Linked DNA regions of Homo sapiens: region 1 is linked to region 2. A link is an interaction called in ENCODE POLR2A ChIA-PET data of the cell type or tissue named here. Cell type or tissue: Panc1. All regions are shown on one strand.

What was found. ChIA-PET counts read pairs that join two places held together with the same protein. Peaks named below come from ENCODE experiments on the same cell type or tissue, not always from the same donor. Only the 100,000 strongest peaks of a DNase experiment are listed, where the experiment ranks them.
Region 1: POLR2A ChIA-PET joins it to region 2 with 14 read pairs; 15 of 35 experiments call an interaction of 5 or more read pairs at or near these places.

What each region holds. Positions count from the first base shown.
Region 1 is chr12:110,590,077-110,595,076 of GRCh38, forward strand. No RefSeq gene overlaps it. Among named protein-coding and RNA genes, the nearest start is that of PPTC7, 9.3 kb to the left of the region's middle. RefSeq lists enhancers at 822-871, 892-941. In Panc1, no CTCF peak of the experiment used is centred here; no DNase peak of the experiment used is centred here.
Region 2 is chr12:110,494,628-110,499,627 of GRCh38, forward strand. It overlaps VPS29 (VPS29 retromer complex component), which reads right to left. Exons shown (of 4, transcript NM_016226.5): 2 at 1,385-1,576. LOC124903015 (a long non-coding RNA gene) reads left to right here and starts at 1,576. Exons shown (of 2, transcript XR_007063458.1): 1 at 1,576-2,250; 2 at 4,114-5,000. LOC124903099 (small nucleolar RNA SNORD50) reads right to left here and starts at 1,794; the gene lies at 1,725-1,794. RefSeq lists a silencer at 4,497-4,791. In Panc1, no CTCF peak of the experiment used is centred here; no DNase peak of the experiment used is centred here; H3K27ac peaks cover 509 bases.

The sequences.
Region 1 (5,000 bases), 95 kb after region 2:
CTTGCTTTGCGTCATGTGTGATGGTCATGTTTTTCCCCCCTAGAATCCATTCTCCTGCTTCTCTGATTATTGTATTTTGATTTTCCTTGGAGGAACAATCCAACACCCCCTAGGTTCATGCAGTTTATGTGGAACTGGACCAGGGCTCCAAGGATGAACATGTGGCCTAGGTCTGGCCAATCACAGCATTATATTCTGTTGCTAGCAGTGGTTGGTCCAGAGAGAAGGCACATGACCCAAGCCAGACCAAGGAAACTTCATTATGGGATTTTGCTGAAAGTGTTAGGAAGGAGAAATTATCACCAAGGTTTGTTTCTAAGCTGGTAGAATGCAAGCTTGGAGCTGCTGATGGCCATTTTTTTCTTTTCTTTTGTTGTTGTTGTTATTGTTGAGATGGAGTCTTGCTCTGTTGCCCAGGCAGGAGTGCATTAGTGCGATCTTGGCTCACTGCAACCTCGCCTCTCGGGTTCAAGCAGTTCTCCTGCCTCAGTCTCCCAAGTAGCTGGGATTACAGGCAGCTGCCACCACGCCTGGCTAATATTTGTATTTTTAGTAAAGATGGGGTTTTACCATGTTGGCCAGGCTGGTCTTGAACTCCTGAACTCAAGTGATCTGCCCATCTCAACCTCCCGAAGTTCTGAGATTACAGGTGTGAGCCACCGTACCCGGTCTGATGGCCATTTTTGCTGATACTTGGGAAGAACCAGCCTGAGAATGAAGTCAATACAGAGAGAAGCAGAGCCTAGAGATGGTAAGAAACAGAGGCCTGGTAAATGTCAATCAAACCCTGAATCCAGCTTTGCCTGAGGGAGGATCAGTCTCTGAACTAATATGAGTTCCCTATGTTGCTTTAGCCACTTTGATTTTGCCTTGTAATGCAGTGAATTCTAACAAACACATCACGTGATCCAAGTACCATGACTACAGTTACTAAATCAAAAACAAATCCCGAAACCAAAAGCAACTGTTTGAAGGGAACTTATCCTCTACTTACTTATATAAGCAGAGAGGGAACTTCCGCTTTTCAATAGAGAAGCTACTGAAGGAAAACTCATCCCTTTCTCTGGTACCTCCATGAGTGAGGAGTGATTTGCCTAATAGTGGGTTTGGGAGAAGATGCTGAGTTTGTTGCCTGGTCCCTTTCTCTTTTTTTCTTTTTGCTATGGCCTGACCTTTAGACACTGCTGTTTTCCTCCTTCACCATGAGGAGCCTGTCCCTGTGAAAGACATTTGCAGTAACCCAGCCTGTGGCTGGGTAAATTAGTTTAATCCAGAGGGAAATTGCATGCACCACTAAAGCCACATTCTCCAATCAGCCTTATCCAGAAAACAAACTCTAGAGCTCTAGTTTCCTGATTCATATATCTTTTTCTCAGTGGATTTGGAATTTGGAAAGGCTAAGGAGGGTGCAATTAATTATCAGCCCCATGAAACCCCAACATGTTAATTTACATATTTTCTTTAGAAAACTTTGAGAGGCAGTCCTGTGGAGATCAAATTTCTGGTGTTGTCAGGGCTCCAGGCTTAAAGGTAATTACGGGTCAAGTGTGTTCCTGACCTGGGTAGTTTGTGACAGTTACAGTGGTTCCACAGGATTTTAACTGGCTGGAGCCTGAGTACAAGGGCCTCTAGGGCAGGCCTTGACCTAACTCATGTGAGTACAGCCTTGACCTCAGCAGGCAGGCGGGACAGGGATTCGATTATTGGGGGAAAAGTCTTTCTGTCCCAGAGCAGGCTTACCTTCAAAAGGGCAGAACTTTAGTTTACCAACCTGTAGACTCCGGCGGGTAGATTTTTGCTTTTTGTAATACCTCTTTAAGCAACACTTGCGGCTGGGCAAGTTGACTTTGATTTGTGAATTGCATGAACTTTGATCACGGTTTAGCATTTGGAGAGCTCAGACTCTGGCTTTACCCATAGAATGGGGGTATATTTTATTAGTGAAAACAAATGAAAAGAACAGGGCCCTTATTGTATAGGAGATATGCTTCTTTGCGGGTGGAGGTAGATAAATTGAATGAAGACCCATAAGATAAGAAAACAGTGAGGCTTATGCCTTGAAACTTTTGTTTCTGAGAAACAGGTTTGCTTGAGAAATCAAGGAGGACCTGGACCTGGGTTGTTTGGTTTTGTTTTTTTGTGGGTTTTTTTTTTTTGAGCCAGGGTCTTACTCTGTTGCCCAGGCTGGAGTGCATGGAGTGCACGGTGCGATCTTGGCTCACTGCAACTTCCACCTCCCAGGTTCAAGCAATCCTCCCGCCTCAGCTTGGCAAGTAGCTGGGACTACAGGCGTGAGCCACCAACACTTGGATTTTTTTTTATTTTTTGTAGAGACAGGGTTTTACCATGTTGGCCAGGCTGGTCTTGAACTCCTGAGCTCAAGCAGTCCGCCTGCCTCAGCCTCCCAAAGTGCTGGGATTACAGGTGTGAGCCACCGTGGCCAGCCTGGGTTGTGTGTGGTTTTTTTTTTTTTTTGAGATGGAGTCTCACTCTGTCACCCAGGCTGAAGTGCAGTGGTGCAATCTTGGCTCACTGCAGCCTCCGCCTCCTGGGCTCAAGCGATTCTCATGCTTCAGCCTCCCGAGTAGCTGGGGTTACAGGCATGTGCCACCACACCCAGCCAATTTTTAAAAATTTTTAGTAGAGACAGGGTTTCACCATGCCTCCGCTGCTGAAAGTGCTGGGATTACAGGCATTAGCCACCGCACCTAGCCTGGGTTGTGTTTTAAAATATGCTTCTGGGCTGGGCATGGTGGCTCATGTCTGTAATCCCAGCACTATGGGAGGCCAAGGTTGGTGGATCATCTGAGATCGGGTGTTTGAGACCAGCCTGGCCAACATGGTGAAACCCCATCTCCACTAAAAATACAAACATTAGCTGGGTGTGGTGGTGGCGCATGCCTGTAATCCCAGCTACTTGCGAGGCTGAGGCAGGAGAATCCCTTGAACCCAGGAGGTGGAGGTTGCAGTGAGCTGAGATTCAGCCAGCCTGGCCTGGGCAACAAAGTGAGACTCCGTCTCTAAATAAATAAATAAATAAATAAATAAATAAATAAATATAAAAAAAATATGCTTCTGTTGTGCTACCAGAACAGAACCAGCAGAAGAGTGAAAGACAAATAAAGGAAGATCTGCTGACTAAACTGGAGGAGGGTGGGATTTTTTTTTAAAAAAAACATGATCTTGCTCTATCACCCAGGCTGGAGTGCAGTGGCCCGATCATAGCTCACTGCAGCCTCAAACTCCTGGGCTCAAGCAATCCTCCCACCTCAGTCTCCCAAAGTGCTGGGATTACAGGGATCTTTTATAAAGAGCTAGAACTGTGATCTTAGTAGACAAGCCAAACAGATGTGGAAGAGAAGTGAATTTTTGAAGGCTTAACTAGGGGGATATATATATATATATATATACATATATGTATATATATATATATATATATTTTTTTTTTTTTTTTTTTTTGAGATGGAGTTTCACTCTTGTTGCCCAGGCTGGAGTGCAATGACACGATCTCGGCTCACCACAACCTCCGCCTCCCGGGTTCAAGCAATTCTCCTGCCTCAGCCTCCCGAGTAGCTGGGATTACAGGTATGCACCACCACACCCAGCTAATTTAGGATTTTTAGTACAGACGGGGTTTCTCCATGTTGGTCAGGCTGGTCTCAGGTGATCCACCTGCTTCAGCCTCCCGAAGTGCTGGGATTACAGGCGTGAGCCACCGCGCCCAGCCCGCTAGGTAGATATTAAGAGAAGAGACCCACAAATATACAACAACTTGAAAGGAAGTTGCAGTAATATTACAAATTACGGGAAAAAATAATATACATATATTTTGAGACAGTGTTTTACTCTGTCACCCAGGCTGGAGTGCAGTGGTGCAGTCTCGGCTCACTGTAGCCTCTACCTCCCAAGCTCAAGTGATCCTGCCACCTCAGCCTCCTGAGTACAGGAACTACAGGTGTGTGCCAACACACCTAGCTAACTTTCTTTTTTTTTGAGATGGAGTCTCACTCTGTCACCCAGGCTGGAGCGCAGGGGTGCGATCTCGGCTCTCTGCAAGCTCTGCCTCCCGGATTCACGCCATTCTCCTGCTTCAGCCTCCTGAGTAGCTGGGACTACAGGCACCTGCCACCAAGCCCAGCTAATTTTTTCTATTTTTAGTAGAGATGGGTTTCACCGTGTTACACACCTGGCTAACTTTTGTATTTATTTTTTATTTTTTTTACAGACGAGGTTTCACCATGTTCCCCCTGCTGACCTCGAAATCCTGAGCTCAGGCAATCCACCTGTCTTGGCCTCCCAAAGTTCTGGGATTACAGGTGTGAGCCACCGTGGCTGGCCAAAAAATAAATTATTTTTTAAATGGTGTGAGAACATTGGTTATCTCTCTGAAAAATTAAACGGTGGGCTAGGCATGGCGGCTCACGCCTATAATCTCAGCACTTTGGGAGGCCGAGGCGGATAAATCACTTGAGGCCAGGAGTTTGAGACTAGCCTGATCAACATAGCGAAATCCAATCTCTACTAAAATACAGAAATTAACTGGTGTGGTGGCTTATGCCTGTAGTCCCAGCTACTCAGGAGGCTGAGGCAAGAGAATCGCTTAAGCCCAGGAGGCAGAAGTTGCAGTTAGCCAAGATCATGCCACTGCACTCCAGCCTGGGCAACAAAGTGAGACTCTGTCTTTAAAAAAAAAAAAGTTAAACTGGGTCCCAAACTCACATTATATACAAGAGTAAATTCCAAGAGTAAAAAGAAATATTGAAAAGTCTTAGAATAAAATATAGAATATTGGGATAAGAAATGGCAGCTTCAATAATATATAAAAGTGCACAAGCTGTTAAGGAAAATTTAGATCAACTTGACCACATTAAAAGATACAGTTTAGCTGGGTGCGGTGGTTCACACCTGTAATCCCTGCACTTTGGGAGGCCGAGGTGGGCGGATTGCTTGAGCCCAAGAATTTGAGACCAGCCAGGCCAACATGGTAAAATCCCATCTCT
Region 2 (5,000 bases):
AAAATCATCCATTCCAGTCATATTTACTAAGGATCAGAAAGGGGAAGTGATCTGCCAAAAATCCCATTATTAACTAATGGGAACTCCAGAACTCCTTACTTTTTCTTTTTGAGATAGAGTTTCACTCTGTCGCCCAGGCTGGAGTGCAGTGGCACAATCTCAGCTCACTGCTAGCTCCGCCTCCCAGGTTCACACCATTCTCCTGCCTCAGCCTCCCAAGTAGCTGGGACGACAGGCGCCCAGCACCACACCTGGCTAATTTTTTTGTATTTTTAGTAGAGATGGGGTTTCACCGTATCAGCCAGGATGGTCTTGATCTCTTGACCTCATGATCCACCCACCTAGGCCTCCCAAAGTGCTGGGATTACAGGCGTGAGCCACCGTACCCGGCCCAGAACTCTTTACTTTTTTTCTTTAAAGTCAGGTTTATTGAGGCGTAATTTACACAAAGTAAAATCTTACTTTTTCATGTATAATATGATGGGTTTTGACAAATGCACACGGCTGTGTAAGCACTGCCACACTAAAGATACAGAGCAGCTCTATCACTCCTTCAAAACTCCCTCATGCCCTATAAAGTCAGCCTTTGAGAAAGGAAGCCACAGGAGGGTTGCCAGCAGAGAAGTGATGTGATCTTACTTTACTTAAAAAGGATCACGCTGGTTGCTAGTTGGAGAATAAACTGGAAGGAGCAAGGGTAGAATTAGGAAGTTGGAATACAAGAAAATGATACAGTGGCTTGGAATAAAGTTAGTAGAGGTAGCGGCGGTGAAAAGTTCATAATAAAAACTTTATAAACTTGGCTGAGTGTGGTGGCTCATGCCTGTAATCCCAGCACTTTAGGAGGCTGAGGCGGGAGGATCACCTGAGGTCACGAGTTCGAGACCAGCCTTGCCAACACGGCAAAACGCCATCTCTACTAAAAAAAAAAATAGCTGGATGTGATGGTGTGTGCCTGTAGTCTCAGCTACTTGGGAGGTTAGGCAGGAGAATCGGTTGAACCTGAGAGGCAGAGGTTTCAGGGAGCCAAGATCGTGCCACTGCATTCCAGCCTGGGCGACAGAGCAAGACTCCATCTCAAAAAAAACAAAAACAAACAAAAAAAACTTTATAAATTAAACGACAGCATAAAACAGTAACAAAGCCACTTTTATTCAGTATCTATTTAGTTAGAATAAGTATTTAATGTTTACTAGGTGATCTAAATCAGTGATTTTCAAATAGTAAGGGAGGGGCATGATGTATAGTAATTTTACATTTGGAAAAGAAAAAGGGAAAAAAAAAAAAACCTTACCAGTTGAGAAACCCTGGTCTAAAGATAAAGCTTATGTAAGTAATAATCAAGAAAGGGAGATATTTGAGAAGGGAAAGGGAAATACATCACCTCATCGAAGTCTCCTCTCACAATATGAACATCACCAGCCAGAGTCTTGAGATAGTCATAACTCTCTTTGGTGCAAAGGTTTCCTGTGCAGAGAATGTGCTGAATTTTTCCTGGCACCAGGAGTTTTTTGAATTTAGCTGGCAAACTGTTGCACCGGTGTGGGATGTGCAGATCTCCTAATACCAACACCAACTTTAAAGTGTCAAGGTGAGATAAAGCATAATGTTAAACACAATATCAAAACAAAATAGTCTCCTCTTGTAAGCCCCCTTTTAAGTCTCATAAGAGATCCCGAATCCCAGAAATTATTCATAGGGTTCCTATCATGACTATTTATTTAATCTCAGAAGCTGAATCTGTACGTATTTTTCTTCAGGTCATCAGCTTTGGGATAGGTTTCATCATTGATTGTATCATGACAATTTAAACAGACATACTTATGGTAATGTACTTTGTTCTAAATCAATCTTATTTTGGTTGTAAACAGTTGCATATATAAAATACAGGTAATCATTCTATTTACCAAGAGTGAAATCAAGCATTCTAAAGTGATTCATTTAGAGACCTGTAAATACACTGAATTTTAAAAATTACAAAATGTAAAGTATACTACTGGGCCCTATAGAATTTGGCATTTTTAAAGACTGATATGGTAATTCATATTTCTGCAGTTGTAACATGAAATGATATATTAATCCCAGAAATATTTAAGGAAATTGTTAATAGACAAAAAAGTTAATTATGTAATTTATCTGTACTAGACTGACAACTATGTGCAAGCATAATAGCCAAAATTTGATATTTTTGTTACTTCAAACTATTAGGTGTACGTTACAGAGATATACAACAGCCTTCAGTTTCATCAGGTAAATGTGTGCTTTTGAATTATAATCTTTGATATCTTCACTTTCCTTCATTATTAGAAGTCCTCACTGTCATATTTTTATGGTCTGGATTAAATTGCTCATATATCCTCGGTATAGTTCCCCAACTTAAAAAAAAGAAAACATTTTCACAATCTTTCATGTATATTAGAGCATTAAAACAAAAAAGAGATCAGCTAAATAAGTGATAAATTTAGCATAAGGTGGTTTAGAGCTGCAACATAGTCTCAGATGACAAAAGTAAATTTTGCTTTTAAATATAAAAGAATATAAACCCCAATCCTGTAAAATTTTAATTTAAAAATTTCTTTCTTTTTTTTTTTTTTTTTTTTTTTTTTTGAGACGGAGTCTCACTCTGTCGCCCAGGCTGGAGTGCAGTGGTGCGATCTCGGCTCACTGCAACCTCCGCCTCCTGGGTTCAAATGATTCTCCTGCCTCAGCTTCCCGAGTAGCTGGGACTACAGGCGTGTGCCACCATGCCCAGCTAATTTTTGTATTTTTAGTAAAGATAGGGTTTCACCATGTTGGCCAGGCTGGTCTGGAACTCCTGACCTCAGGTGATCCACCTGCCTCCGCCTCCCAAAGTGCTAGGATTACAGGCATGAGTCACCACGCCTGGCCTAATTTAAAAATTTCAAGATTTGAGAAACAACATTAATTTAGCCATTTAACAGAATACTGTTAGAAAGATCATTTAAAAATAGTATCTGTCTGGCTGAGTGCGGTGGCTCACACCTGTAATCCCAGCACTTTGGGAGGCCGAGGTGGGCAGAATACTTGAGGTCAGGAGTTCGAGACCAGCCTGGCCAACATGGTAAAACACTGTCTTTACTAAAAAGAAAAATACAAAAGTTAGCTGGGCACGGTGGCAGGCGCCTGTAATCCCAGCCAACTTGGGAGGTTGAGGCAGGAGAATTGCTTGAACTCAGGAGGCGGAGGTTGCAGTGAGCTGAGATGGCACTGGCACTGGCACTGGATGCCACTGGCACTCCAGCCTGGGCAGCAGAGTGAGACTCTGTCTCAAAACAAACAAACAAAAAAATAGTATCTATCCTCCAAAGGACAACAGAATCGATTTTTTTTTTTTTTTTTTGAGATGGAATTTTGCTCTCGTCGCCCAGGCTGGAGTGCAATGGTGCAATCTTGGCTCACTGCAACCTCTGCCTCCCAGGTTCATGCAGTTCTCCTGCCTCAGCCTCCCGAGTAGCTGGGATTACAAGCGCTCTCCACTACACCCAGCTAATTTTTGTATTTTTAGTAGAGACAGGGTTTCACCGTGTTGGCCAGGCTGGTCTCCAACATCTGACCTCAGGTGACCCACCTGCCCTGGCCTCCCAAACTGCTAGGATTATAGGCGTGAGCCACTGCGCCCAGCCCAACAGAATCAGTTTCTTCATGTTGATCAGTATAAGCACCTTCATTCTATACAAAATGTTTTCCTTTACAGATATTGCATGCATAAATGTACATGCCCTTTAACTGCTTTTAAAGGCATGACTATTCTTTAATATTATCAAAGAAACCATTAAATAGCTAATAGGATAAAACAAAATAGTTTTGCCACTGCAGACTTTGTAAATGAAAATTAATCAAACAAACAAAATGTATGAAATTAAAATGATTACCAAAAGAAGCTTGATTTATCTTGCAACAAAAATTAAAATTATTGCAAAGAAAAGGAACCGTTACCAGGACACAGAGTTATCGGGACATAGTTTGTAATCTCAAAGTAACACAAGGTTATGAAATTAGCACACTTTAAAATTGTTAAGTAAGATTCTTCTTTATAAAGACTAGTTTCAGCAGGTATTTGTTGTATGACCTATATTAATTGTTTCAATGCAGATCTCAGTGGACAAAACATCTGTAAAACTAAAAACCACTATGAAGTTTCCACCCTCACTGGTAATCAACATAAAAGTACCTGGATATAGAACAATCTTCATTTTAGAGGGGGATTCCTTCTGATATGGATTGAAGTACATAGTTAGTATGGGAATCTTGCTTTGAGAAAAAGGTAAAAATAATAGATTTCTATATTTAAAAGAAGAAGAAGAACAACAACAACAACCACCACCCCAAACTCATAAAAGGGTATATGTCTACAACAGGTTGAAATGTTTGGTACTAATAATGAATGAGCTGTTCAATCTGAATGTACCAGAAAGAACATTAGTAAGACATGGTACTTTATAATGATTGATGACCTAATTCTATAAAGTACTGTGGATTATCTCCAAGACTCAAGACTATTAGCAGTCTAAAGATATAACTGTATGAATGACCACACAATCATTTCAAATTAGTAGGGATCCTTACTAGGACAGAATCCTCTGGTTTCCTGCTGATGACAAAGTTATGGGGAAATAGTGTTACATAACACGTGTCATACTTTGAAACATGTTCCCGCCCAAATTCCACACTTTGACAAATCGGGATAGACATAGATGATAGAGTCCTTTAAGAAAGCAAAAGATCCTGGAAATGGCAGTCTTATTAAATTAAAATAAAGAGCCAACCCAATCAAAGCATGGGAATTCGGTTACTTCCTTTCAACAGACCTTAAAAGGGTAAGAAATCCAGTCAGTAAACAGCCACCCAACCACCACTGTTAGTAGGAGCTAAGTGAAGAAACTTACTCTGTGCCCAGCCTTAGTGGAATGAAGAAGTTGATTGCAGACAGGGGGGATGAAAAAAAAAGGGTGAAACATGACCAATGTTAAAAGAAAGCA